Regions from separate parts of the Homo sapiens genome. Here all the other regions are linked to region 2. Evidence: chromatin loops called from intact Hi-C (ENCODE). Cell type or tissue: sigmoid colon. All regions are shown on one strand.

Region 1 (4,000 bases), 97 kb before region 2:
CAAAATCTTTTGTGTTAGCCATGGTTCTCCTAGAAGCAGAGACTAAAAATAAATTTAAAGCAGAAAGGATTTATTAGAAGAAAGGTCTGTGGGAGAAGCAGGGAGGGAGACAGAGAAAGTGAGGAGGGCCACACAATCCCAAATGAAGGGGAGAGGAAAGGAAGTTGGGTGGGGGCCTGGAACAGTGGCTCACACCTGTAATCCCAGCACTTTGGGAGGCCGAGGTGAGTGGATCACTTGAGGCCAGGAGTTCGAGACCAGCCTGGCCAACATGGAGAAACCCCCGTCTCTACTAAAAATACAAAAATCGGCCAGGTGTGGTGGCACAGGTCTGTCATCCCAGCCACTCGGGAGGCTGAGGCAGGAGAATTGCTTGAACCTTGGAGGCAGAGGTTGCAGTGAGCTGAGATCATGCCACTGCACTCCAGCCTGGGTGTCAGAGTGAGACTGTCTTATAAAAAAGAAAGAGGGAAGGGAAGGGGAGGAGAGGGGAGGGGAGGCGAGGGGAGGGAAGGGAAGGGAAAGTTGGGTAGGATCTAGTTTATGATGGGTAAAAAAAATTTTTTTTTAAAAAGAAGAAATTTGGGTGGGAGTGTCCTGGACTCCCATGCAGTCTAAGGAAGGTTTGGGAAGGCCCTTGGAGAATTCTCAAGCTCAAGTCACCATTGGAGGAGCCCTGCACCTCCCATGAACAGGCTGCCTTAGTGTCTCTGACGTGCTCAGTTGCTGGCCGAGAGCTGCAGAATTGGGATAGCAGCGCCAGCGTCTGGGGCGCTTGGTCTATTATAGGCTGTATTACTCAGGGTTCTCCAGAGAAACAGAACCAATAGGAAATGTGTAGATATAGAGAAAGAGATTTATTATGGGGGATTGGCTCACACAATTATGAAGACTGAGAAGTTCCACAATCTGCCATCTGCAAGCTGAAGACCCAGGAAAACTGGTAGTATAGTTCCAGTCCAATGAAGCCCAGAGGCCTGAGAACCAGGGAAACCAATGGCATAGGTCCCAGTCTGAATCCTAAGTCCCCCAAACCAGGAGTGCTGATGCCTGAGGGCAAGAGAAGGTGATGTTCCAGCTCAAGCAGACAGCAAATTCATGCTTCCTAAACCTTTTTCTATTTGAGCTCTCAGTGGATGACATGACGCTCACCTGGATTGGTGAAGGCAAACATTATTCAATCTACCGATTCAAATGCTAATCTCTTCTGGAAATACCCTCACGGACATACCCAGAAATAATGTTTTACCAGCCATCTGGGCATCCCTTAACCTAGTCCAGTAGACACATAAAATTAATCATCACACATGGAAGTCTGGTCACTTCACATCTCTTCACAGCGACGGCGGCTCCAGTTTCCAGTCCAAATCAGTGTACGTGCTAGGGGGCTTTCTGCACAGCTTTTGGGTGGGGTAGTCAATCGAAGAGATCAAGTTTGCATGCTGGAATATTTTAGTTGCTGAGATATTTCAATGGTTTGTGAAGACCATGGGGAAATAAACATTTAAAATTAAAAGTGGCTTGGAAAATCAAGGCAGTTTCTCAGCGGTAGTCCCCCGTTGACAGAAATATTTGGGACACTTGTTATAATTTCTTTATTTCTACCCAGACTTATTTAATCAAACCTTGGAGGTGAGAACCAGAGCTCTAATACACACCAATACCGTATTTATAGTTAGCATCAAAGTAAAGGGAAGTTTGAGGTGATTTACACCAAATCCAAACTCAGTGATATCCGAGTAAGTGAAATTTGACTATATTTTAATATTGCAATCTCCCTGCATTTTTCTTGCCACTGATAGCTACATCCACCCTTTTGCTTTAAATTCCTTCTATTTTCCAATCCCTTCTGTCAGACAGCTAAAAAAAAAAAATGGTTACAATATTCTTAGAAAACTGTGCTTCAGAGAAAGCAGTGAGGTTACTCAATTGTTTCTCCTCTGTTAATTTGAGAATCTTAAATTATGCATGTTGTTTTGCACACATTTGCATGTTCAATTCACATGCCTGAGTTATTCGTCTACAAGATAAAACCAAGCATAGTAATTCAAGTAACCTGTGTCTGATTTCTCTTCACCCAAATTTCAGGGCTAACCGAGTTGCAGTTAAAGAATGGATAATTAAATCACTTGGGAAGCGCAGGGGAGTGCTGGTGGATAGGAAAGATGGGGTTACTGAGCCAACTCCTGCCTCCATCCCGTCTGGATTGTCAATCGTTTCTCCTTCCATGACCTGCTGGATTTCATAACCTCCACGAGGCCCCTTTCCCAGAAGGGACTCACTGTCCTGGTTACAATCCTTAAATCTAGCTGGGCAGGAAGGCCAGGAGTGGAGTTTGTCCTCTGCCTGGTGTGGATAACCTTGAACATAAAGAAACCACCACAATACAAACGGCCCTGAAATCTGAACCAATGCCACCGCAATATGCAGATGAGAAAGTCAGAACCATTCCTCCATTGGCTGACTGCCGGCCTGACGTCACAGTGGCCCAGCCCAGCGTGGCCAGAAGTGCTGTGGGCAACTTTCTGGACAAGTTGGAAAGCTTGTGTGTGTGGGTGTGTGTGTGTGTGTGTGTGTGTGGGTGTGTGTGTGTGGGGGGGGGGGGGTCTTTTTTTTTTTATCAGCTGGTGCTGGTTTCCTGCATTTCCTGTGTTACGGGGGGGGAAAAAGGTGTTTATGTACAGCAAGAACTGATGAACTCAGGGCTGAAGAGCATTTTGTTCTCTGTGGCAGCTCTATCCCTTTCCTTAGGGGAGATCTATGTTAGAAACAAAAATGTCATAGGGGAAGGTTGTGAATTCTAAATGAACTGTGGGGACCTCACGAACCTCTTCAGCTTAGTGGTTTCCAGGAAGCCCCAGGCTGAGCCAAACTTTGTGACTTAGCTGGTGTGAGTCTTTGGCTGTGATCTTGACCACAAACTTCAAGATATGCAGGCATGGGAGGCTGGGGGCCTTTTTTATTTTTCTCTACCTCACTTTGCCAGGTTCAATGCAAAGACAGAATCCAATCCTCTGATCTGTGAACTTCTGACGATTCCCCGCCCTCAATGTGCTGGTGGTAGGAAAATTTCCTCTTCTCTTTTCTTTTCTTTCTTTCTCTTTCTCTCTTTCTTTCTCTTTCTTTCTCCCTCCCTGCCTTCCTGCCTTCCTTCCCTCCCTCCCTCCTTTTCTTTCTTTTCTTTTCTTTTCCCTTCTTTCCTTTCTTCCTTCCTTCCTTCCTTCTTTCTGTTTCTTTTAGACGGAGTCTCGCTCTGTCGCCCAGGCTATAGTGCAATGGCACGATCTCAGCTCACTGCAAGCTCCACCTCCCAGGTTCACGCCATTCTCCTGCCTCAGCCTCCCGAGTAGCCTGGACTACAGGTGCCCGCCACCACGCCCGGCTAATTTTTTAATTTTATTTATTTATTATTTTTTTTTGAAGAGGCGGGGTTTCACCATGTTAGCCAGGATGGTCTCAATCTCCTGACCTCGTGACCCACCTGCCTCGGCCTCCCAAAGTGCTGGGATTACAGGCGTGAGCCACCGCACCGGTCTTCCTTCCTTCCTTCCTTCTTTCTTTTTCTTTCTTTCTTTCCCTCCCCGCCCTCCCTCCATTCCTTCCTTCTTCTTTCTTTCTTTCCCTCCCCTCCCTCCCTCCCTCCCTTCCTTCCTTCTTTCCCTCCCCTCCGCTTCCTCCCTTCCTTCCTTCCTTCTTTTTCTTTCTTTCTTTCCCTCCCCTCCCTCCCTCCCTTCCTTCCTTCTTTCTTTTCTTTCTTTTTTTTCTGACAGAGTCTTGCTTTATCACCCAGGCTGGAGTGCAGTGGCACAATCTCAGCTCACTGCAACCTCCACCTCCCAGGTTCAAGCCATTCTCCTCCTCAGTCTTCCAAGTAGCTGGAATTACAGGTACACACCATCATGCCTGGCTAATTTTTGTATTTTTAGCAGAGAGATGGGATTTCACTATGTTGGTCAGGCTGGTCTCAAACTCCTGACCTTAGGTGATCCGCCCACCTCAG
Region 2 (4,000 bases):
CTTCTCTCCCACATCCTGGCGTCTCTTCTGTCCTCTGGCACACCATCACTGTTGGCCAGCAAGCTGGGTCTCTCATCTCTTCAGCCTTGTCTCCATCCTAGCTCTGTGTCTCTGGGTCAGTACCAATTATCCATACACACATTCATGCATCCCAGGACAAGGCCAAGCTTCTGTCGGGAACACGGACTCCATTTGAAGTCAGGCAGGTAGGGTGGGGATCTGGCCCTTATACCTGGCTGTGGAACCTTGAGTGTGTTACTCAACCCCTCTTGGCCTCAGTTTCTTTATCTGTAAAGCATGGACAGCCATGTTTACCTGTCAGGGCCACCCTGAGTATGAAATGAACTAACAAATGGGAAGCCAGCATGGTTTAATGAACGTGTTCTCCAGGAAGTAGGGGTCAAAAAACAACCCTCTCTATATATTGCAGCAGTGTAAAGAGCCTTATATGCATTCTTCCCATGTTACAGTGGGGACAGGGGCTCAGAGATGTGAAGTGAGCTTCCCAAGGTCACACAGCAAGTGAGCGGAAGGGCTCTGCGCCTAACTTCCCGTACCACCTCAGGCCAGCTCCTTCTCTACTTGGGGCCTCCGTGTCCCCATCATTGTTCAGATGATCTAGAAGCTCTCGTTCTATTCTTTTTCTTTTTTTTTTTTTTCAGACAGAGTCTCACTCTTGTTGCCCAGGCTGGAGTGCAGTGGTGCGGTCTTGGAACATGGGAGGCAACCTTAGCCTCCCAGGTTCAAGCAATTCTCATGCCTCAGCCTCCCAAATGGCTGGGATTATAGGCACTTGCCACCACGCCTGGCTAATTTTTGTATTTTTAGTAAAGACGGGGTTTCACCATGTTGGCCAGGCTGGTCTTGAACTCCTGACCTCAGGTGATCTGCTGCCTCAGACTCCCAAAGTGCTGGGATTACAGGTGTGAGCCAACATGCCTGGCCTCTCGTTCTCTTCTATATCCAGAGTCCTAACTCCCTCATGGTTCATCTCCTGGGAGGGGCGGGGACGGCTTACCCACCTGTCCTTCACCTGGCCTCCTGACCCACAGGCAGTGCCCCCACATCTGTCCCCAAGGCTTCTCTCCCCTCCCTTCCCTCTCTCCTTCCTGCTGCTTAAGAGCATTATTTGCTTCTTGCAAAATGGCCTTATGCTGGGGAGAGCCCCCTCTGCGTCCTACAGGTATTTCTGCTCTTGGCTGACTTGTTTTCACAGTGCCGATCTGACAGTTCTGCAATGGAAATGAGGGTTTTCTGGCATGGTTGTGGCAGGGTGCGGAAGCTTTACTCAGCTCAGACTCATGACAACGATGATTCCTCATAATAAGCCCTCTCATCTGAGTCAGCTACCCAGGAATTCTATAAAATACGTGGGAAGAGGCCCCTGGTGGGAACTTAGATCCCGACGGTCACTCTTCCTGGTGTGGCTGGTCCTGCCTTAGTTACTGCCACCTCCCTCTGCCCTTCACAGCCAATTCCTACTTCTCCTTCAAGTCTGGTCTAAAATGTCACCTCCTTAGAGAGGCCCTCCCAGATTGCTCATGTAAATAGCCTCTTCCCTCCATTCTCATCCTAGCTTCCTGTTTGCTTCCTTCAGCAGACTTAACCCAAATTACAATTTTACACATTCATGTTATTTGCGGGCTGTTAAGTATTAAAGATTCTGAAAGGGGTGGGGCTGGCGTCACGTTTTTCATTGATCCCTGCCCCAGCTCTGTCAGTGTCTAGCACACAGTAGGTACTCCATGCATTTTCGGTGAATGAATAAAAACATTGTTTGGAGCAGTGAGGGAGGCCCGGGGAAGCTGCTTTTTGGCAGTGAGAACACGCGGAGCTGGAGATCCTCCTGCAGGGAGCTGACTTCATCCTTCTTGTTCCCGTCCCAAACCTTGTCCAGAGGCTACAGGGAGGGAACTGTATGTACAACTATCTTTGCAGCTTTTCAGACTTCCGAACAAGCTGCCTTCCCAAGAAAACACATTACCCAGAGGCTTTTTCTCCCCTCCTGCTCAGACAGGCAGTGGCCCAAGGAACGGCGTTTTGTTTATGATAATAAAGTGGGACCCATGGCAACGCATTGTGATGTCATGGCAGTGTGAGATCATAAATCCTTCCAGGGGAAGAATGAAGCGCAGCGGACACAGTGGCTTCTCAGCCTCCCCTGGCCCAACTGAGGCTGTTGCTAGATATGTTTTTCCTGTATCAGGTGGTTCATTTCTTTTTTTCTTTTTCTTTTTGCCTCTTGATCTTTTTTTTCTTTTGTCCCTAAAGAAAAAAAATTAAAATAAATAAATAAAAGTTTTAAAAAAACTCTGAGTGGAAAGATTTGTCCCAGGAATTTCCTGCTGGCTAATGTCCAGTTCGCAGAGAATGCCAGCAATAATGGGAACAATGCTCACTCGTCCCGGACCTGTGATGAGAAAACTTTCCCAATTCCCCAGTTCCGTGGCTGAAATATGGCAAAGCCTTGGAGAGTTACTGGGCAGCGGACCATGGAGTTTGCAAGGAAAGATGTCCCTTGCTCACACTCTTAGTCTGCCCGTCCACCGTCAACCTTTCTCTCTCTTTTGCTCCTTCTCCATTTCTGTTTCTTCTTGCCACTCTCAATCTGTCTGGCTCTCTCTTACGTGGGTTTTCCGTTGTTTCTCCACCACTCTCCGTTTGTCCCTCTCCAGCTTCGTCTCGATCTCTCTTTCTCAGTCTCAGTCTGTGTTTTTCTTTCTCCACATTTCATTCTCCTGCTGAGTCTGTCTGTCCCTCCCAGGCTCTGTCCTGGTGGTCCTCACTGGTTTTGACTCGCTGTTTCTCTCTTTCCCCACTCACTTTCCTCCTCCCTTCCCTCTGTGCTTATGTTACTGAAGGAAATCACATTTGGAACTCTGAGGACTGAAGAAGGGCAAAGCTGCCCCTGGGGTTTTGTGATCTGCAAGCTGAGTGGCGACGGGTCCCTATTTCCAGGGTGGGTGTTCCGCGAGGCAAACCAGACCCCGACGCAGGATATCTACCCCCATTCAAGGAATATGTTGAGCCTGTGATACAGGAGCTGGAGAGAAGGTCACTGGCCAGTCTGCCAGGGCCTGTAGACTTTCCAGCACTTCTCCCTGCCAGCCCCACCCATGCCTTCTCTGCTACCATCCTCCCCACCCTCAGCACACACTGCAGATGGGGAGGAGAGGCGCTCACTTGGCGGGAGGAGGGAAGGGAGGGGAGTAGGCTCTTCCAATCTTTGGCCACCCCAGGGCCCTTGTTCTGCCTGGAGCCTCCTTTTGACAACCCATATTCTGTTCCGCAACAGCCCCCATACTTAATCTAAATCTGGGTTTTTCAGCCTCAGTCCTATTGACATTCAGTGCTGGATGATTATTTGCTGTGGGGGACTGTCCTGTGTTGTAAGATGTTTAGTGGCATCTCTGGCCTCTATTAGATGCCACCACGAACAACTCCCCTCGCATGGTCACAGCAAAAATGACTCCAGACCAAATGTCCTGTGGGGGTAGCGATGGGGGGTGGGGTTAAAACCACCCCTGGCTGAGAACCACTGGTCTAAACCATCTCTGCTCCTGCTCCTTCCATCCACATTCCTCCCTGTTACTCTCATTTTCTCTCTTGCTAAAACCCTCCATGGCTCCCTATTATTATTAGTAGTAGTAGTAGTAGCAGTACCATGAATATCATAGCAAACACCTATATAGGGCTTTCTGTGTGCCAGGGATTTGGCCATGTGCTTTGTGTATATATTAACTAATTTCCTAGCCCCTATCTCACGGGGCTGTTGTGAGGTTGATCATGAGAAAGCAACATAGCACCTAGCCCAGTGCTAAGAGGTTGTTATTACTACGAGTCTGTGGGTCTTAGTGTCCCTAAGCCACACCCTGTCATGCCACTATGCTTTTGCACCTACCTTTCCCACTGCCTGGACCTACTTTGCCCCCTTTCTCCACTTGGTGCCCTTCTCCCCCACTGGGACCTGCTTCCCATCTGAGTGGCTCTCCCAAGACTT
Region 3 (4,000 bases), 140 kb before region 2:
AAGGTGCCAGAAAAGCCTAGACATTGAGCTCCGCGCTCCCCAGTCGTGACTCTGTGTCTACGACGAACTTTCTAAAGGCAGTGGCTTATAAACGAGCAGTACTGACTCCATGGCGGTTCCATCTACTTCCCGAGTGTGTCTGTGTTCAGAGCGCTCCGCCATCCACAACCTTCCTACTGACTGGTTAGAAGGAGTACCTCCTTTCCACTCACTTAAAAGGACATTTTTCCAATGAGAGCAGGTCATATTTCAGACTGCATTGCCAAGGTACCAGGAGCCAGTAAAAGGGGGCATTTAAAACGGTATTTATCTTGACTGGCAAAACAGGTCATGGCTGTAAAAGAAACAGCTCTGGAGAAGGAGGCAGCCTCGCCGACTCTGGGCTCCCTCTCCCTACCCCCCCTCCCCACACTGTTTAAAGCATTCTGGAGCCGCTGCCAACTTTCCTGGCAAAGCTCTTATTTCTTTACATGTATGTTGCATTCCATCTGTTTAATGTGCGTTCTGTGCCATTCACGGATTTTGGCAAGGTCTGGCGAGGTGGCATGGCACGCTCAGGCTTGTGCTAAGCCAAACAGGGCATGGGGGAGAGAGGGACTGGAGGCCGACGAAGGAGTCCCGCTTCTCCCTCTGGCTCGGGGAGGCCTGGAGTTGCAAAGACGGAATAGGAATTGCATAGCAGTTTTCCTCCAGACGTGATTGAATCGTGCGTGTGCCACTGTTGCATTTCACCCTCCACAGAGGGGTTTCGGGGTGCGGTTTTGCAGTTTCTGAAACACAGCCAGAAAAATCGAAATGATGAAGAAAGGTAACAGTAGGGAAACCCACTCGTACTCATGGATCTGGGGTTTCCCTAGAAACACTGCAAGGCCCGGAAGGCCAGAAAATGCTAACACCTGGATCCGATAGTCCCGACGCCTAAAGAAAAATTGATCTCAATCTTTGCATTATTCTCAACAACCATTAAGTACTTGGTTGGTGAAGCGGAGGCAACGTGCTGTGATTTGGATCCAATTTCATCCACTTGGAAGACAGGAAAGCCAGGTTTTATCCACTGCCAAAACATCTGGTGAATTCAGTTAAAAAAAAAAAAAAGCACCAGTTTGGTGGGGGAGAAAACAAAACCCTCTAGAAACAGTTGTTGGGTATTGGGCGACCAAAATCATTCTGTTGATTGACACCCAATGTTCACTTTTCCGTTGGTTGCTGGTTGAGTAGAGCTTTTCAGAATGGGGAAAGCAAGACTTAGGCGAGAGAAAGGCAGATGACGGGGTTAAAAACATGAACGTTCACACTTTAAGAAAAAGTTAAGTGCACATTTCTTGAGTCCAGCCAAGAAAATGAACAGAATCTCCCTGTTAAGAAGTGGAGTTACTCACCTGATTGAAGAGAGATGACACGGCACAGGGGAAAAAAAAAAAAAAGGTACAGGCTCCTAATAAGAAACAGCCGCATGTGGGATAAAATTAGTGCAAGTTGTATAATCCCAGTTGGCCAGTTGTAAGAACAGGGAGGAGAAAGGAGCAGGGGGAACATGTTTCAGATGTGATTCAAGAGGTCCTGGAGCCCGTCCTGACCCTCTGGGTTGGAATTTCTGACTCTCTTCTCTGCCTTGACTCAGAATAGGAAACCGAATCCTGACCGCGCGTTTCTTTTTATAGAATTAAACTTTCTTGCCAACTTCCTCCAGAGCACAAGATTACCCCTCATCGTCTCTAAACAATACGCCAATCATCAGATGGAAGTGAGGGGGTGCACTGTCCTATTTGCACCAAACATAACCCAGGCCCCCGAGCAGAAGACAAACAACAGGAACAGAGTTTGGCTTTTGTACTGGGCCTGGTAAATACAACATGTTCTTACAGGTTGGAAAACCGTCTGGTTCCTCTTTGTACTTTCCCACTTTCTCCCACTTCTTCTAACTTGAATCTCATCGTTCTGCTTCGACATTGGCCAAGTTCACATTTGCCAGTTGCCGAGTGGATAATGGATGGTTTGTAAGATGAGTCGTATGCTAGGGAGACAGGCAGCTGAATGTATACTGTCTGTGTGAGCAAATGACTTCTTTTGAACCTGAATCCCCACCCGGCCCCATAGGCCATCCATGTGCTGATAGACATTGAAGAAGATGACAACAGAATGACTTAATGCCCATTCATTCAGTCGTCATATTTGTGCTGGCGAGGGAAACCTGCAGAAGCTCCCTTGCCCTGATAATCAGTTAGGAGGGGTCAGTCCTTGTGTGTAAGGTATGCTGGTGCTTGGAAGCCCAAAGGGGACATTAATAGAATGCAAAGTGTTTGGTAGTCCCTCATTAAAAATGGATTTTGTTTTCAGTGCTTTGAGGATGGGAATAGTGAAGTTGGAAACTGTGCTTGTAATTGGGAGCAGGTCTCCTGCCAGATTCTAACAGCTTTAAGGGATATCCAGTTTTGGGTTTACAGTACTACATTCTGGCTCATTGAAATTGCATCTAAACGTTGCCAGAATGTGTCATAAACTACAAAATCTGTACAAAAATATATTGACATAATGACTCTGTAGCCTTAAGTCAGAGGGGTGGGGGAGCCATGTGGCCCCATCAGCATTGTTCTTGCTCTGTCTCACAGCAGACTTGGGTCACCTGGGACAATTACCATTCATGGGATTCCGACCCTGGTCTGACCAGTTCTCTCAGCTGCTTAGAACAGCCTCACCCTGTCCCATGGTCACAAATAGCATCCCTGCCTGTGCCACACCAGATAAGGGGCTGGGGATCAAGCCCAGCAGAACCGTTCCCACTTGTTCCTAGAATAAAGTCCCTCATGTCCTGCTGGCCTCACCATTCTCAGTTCTGATCACTCTTCGCTCGCTGAACTCCAGACACAAAGCATCTTCTTTTTTTTTTAGACAGAGTCTCGATCAGTTGCCCAGGCTGGAGTGCAGTGGTGCAATCTTGGCTCAGCAACCTCTGCCTCCCATGCTCAAGTGATTCTCTTGCCTCAGCCTCCCCAGTAGCTGGGACTATAGGTGCCCACCACCACACCCGGCTAATTTTTGTATTTTTAGTAGAGATGGGGTTTCATCATGTTGGCCAGGCTGGTCTCGAACTCCTGACCTCAAATGATCCACCCGCCTCGACCTCCCAAAGTGCTGGGATTATAGGCGTGAGCCACCATGCCTGGCCAACTCTGCATTTCTAACAAGTTCCCAGGGGATGCTGATGCTGCCGGTCCATGGACCACGCTCTGAGTAGCCACGGTACCAACCTTTCTCAATCAGAGTTCCATGATAAAATAAAGCCTGACTGAAAATGAATTGAGCCACTACTCTCTCTGTTCACCTAAGGATGGTGCCTAACTAGAGCCATTGGCTAGAAGTTAATTCATTACATATCTTACATGCCTTAGGGTAGGTGGTTTTGTTTGTTTGTTTTAATTTTTATTCTTTTAGAGACAAAGTCTTACTCTGTCCCCCAGGCTGGAGCTGGAGTGCAGTGGTGTGATCATAGCTCCCTACGACTTCCAACTCCTGGGCTCAAGAAATCCTCCCATCTCAAACTCCCAAGTAGCTGGGACTACCGGTGAACCTAACCATGCATGGCTAATTTTTTATTTTTTAATTTTTGGTAGAGATGGGGTCTTGCTATGTTGCCCAGGCTGGTCTTGAACTCCTGGACTCAAGCGATCCTCCTGCCTCAGCCACCCAAAGTGATGGGATTACAGGTGTGAGTCTCTGCGCCTGGCCCGGGCAGGGTCCTTACTACTGACTTTTGGGCTGGAGAAATCTTTATTGCGGGGGCTGTCCTGTGCATTGTAGGATGTTTGGCAGCACCCCTGGCCTCTACCAACTAAATGCCAGCAGCACCATCCCCAAGTTGTGACAACCAAAAAATGTTTCCTGACATTGTCCAAGTCCCCTGGCGGGCAGTGTTGTCTCCCCCATTGAGAACTACCATCTTTACACGTTAGGGTGTCATTCTCTGGCAGTACCAGGTTGAGAGGGGTTGGGAAGTTGAAGA

The links. A loop is a pair of places that touch in the nucleus more often than their neighbours do. Peaks named below come from ENCODE experiments on the same cell type or tissue, not always from the same donor. Only the 100,000 strongest peaks of a DNase experiment are listed, where the experiment ranks them.
Region 1: a loop joins it to region 2, with 2.3 times the contacts of the local background. A loop is called at or near these places in 2 of 110 quality-filtered maps.
Region 3: a loop joins it to region 2, with 12 times the contacts of the local background. A loop is called at or near these places in 3 of 110 quality-filtered maps.

What each region holds. Positions count from the first base shown.
Region 1 is chr12:116,356,740-116,360,739 of GRCh38, forward strand. No RefSeq gene overlaps it. Among named protein-coding and RNA genes, the nearest start is that of MIR4472-2, 70 kb to the right of the region's middle. RefSeq lists a silencer at 2,369-2,458. In sigmoid colon, no CTCF peak of the experiment used is centred here; a DNase peak (open chromatin) is centred at 2,462; H3K27ac peaks cover 1,158 bases.
Region 2 is chr12:116,453,775-116,457,774 of GRCh38, forward strand. No RefSeq gene overlaps it. Among named protein-coding and RNA genes, the nearest start is that of MIR4472-2, 27 kb to the left of the region's middle. RefSeq lists enhancers at 871-1,409, 3,130-3,629. In sigmoid colon, no CTCF peak of the experiment used is centred here; DNase peaks (open chromatin) are centred at 1,013, 1,907, 2,427, 3,118 and 1 weaker place; H3K27ac peaks cover 1,959 bases.
Region 3 is chr12:116,318,449-116,322,448 of GRCh38, forward strand. No RefSeq gene overlaps it. Among named protein-coding and RNA genes, the nearest start is that of MED13L, 43 kb to the left of the region's middle. In sigmoid colon, no CTCF peak of the experiment used is centred here; DNase peaks (open chromatin) are centred at 523 and 1,593; H3K4me3 peaks cover 561 bases; H3K27ac peaks cover 942 bases.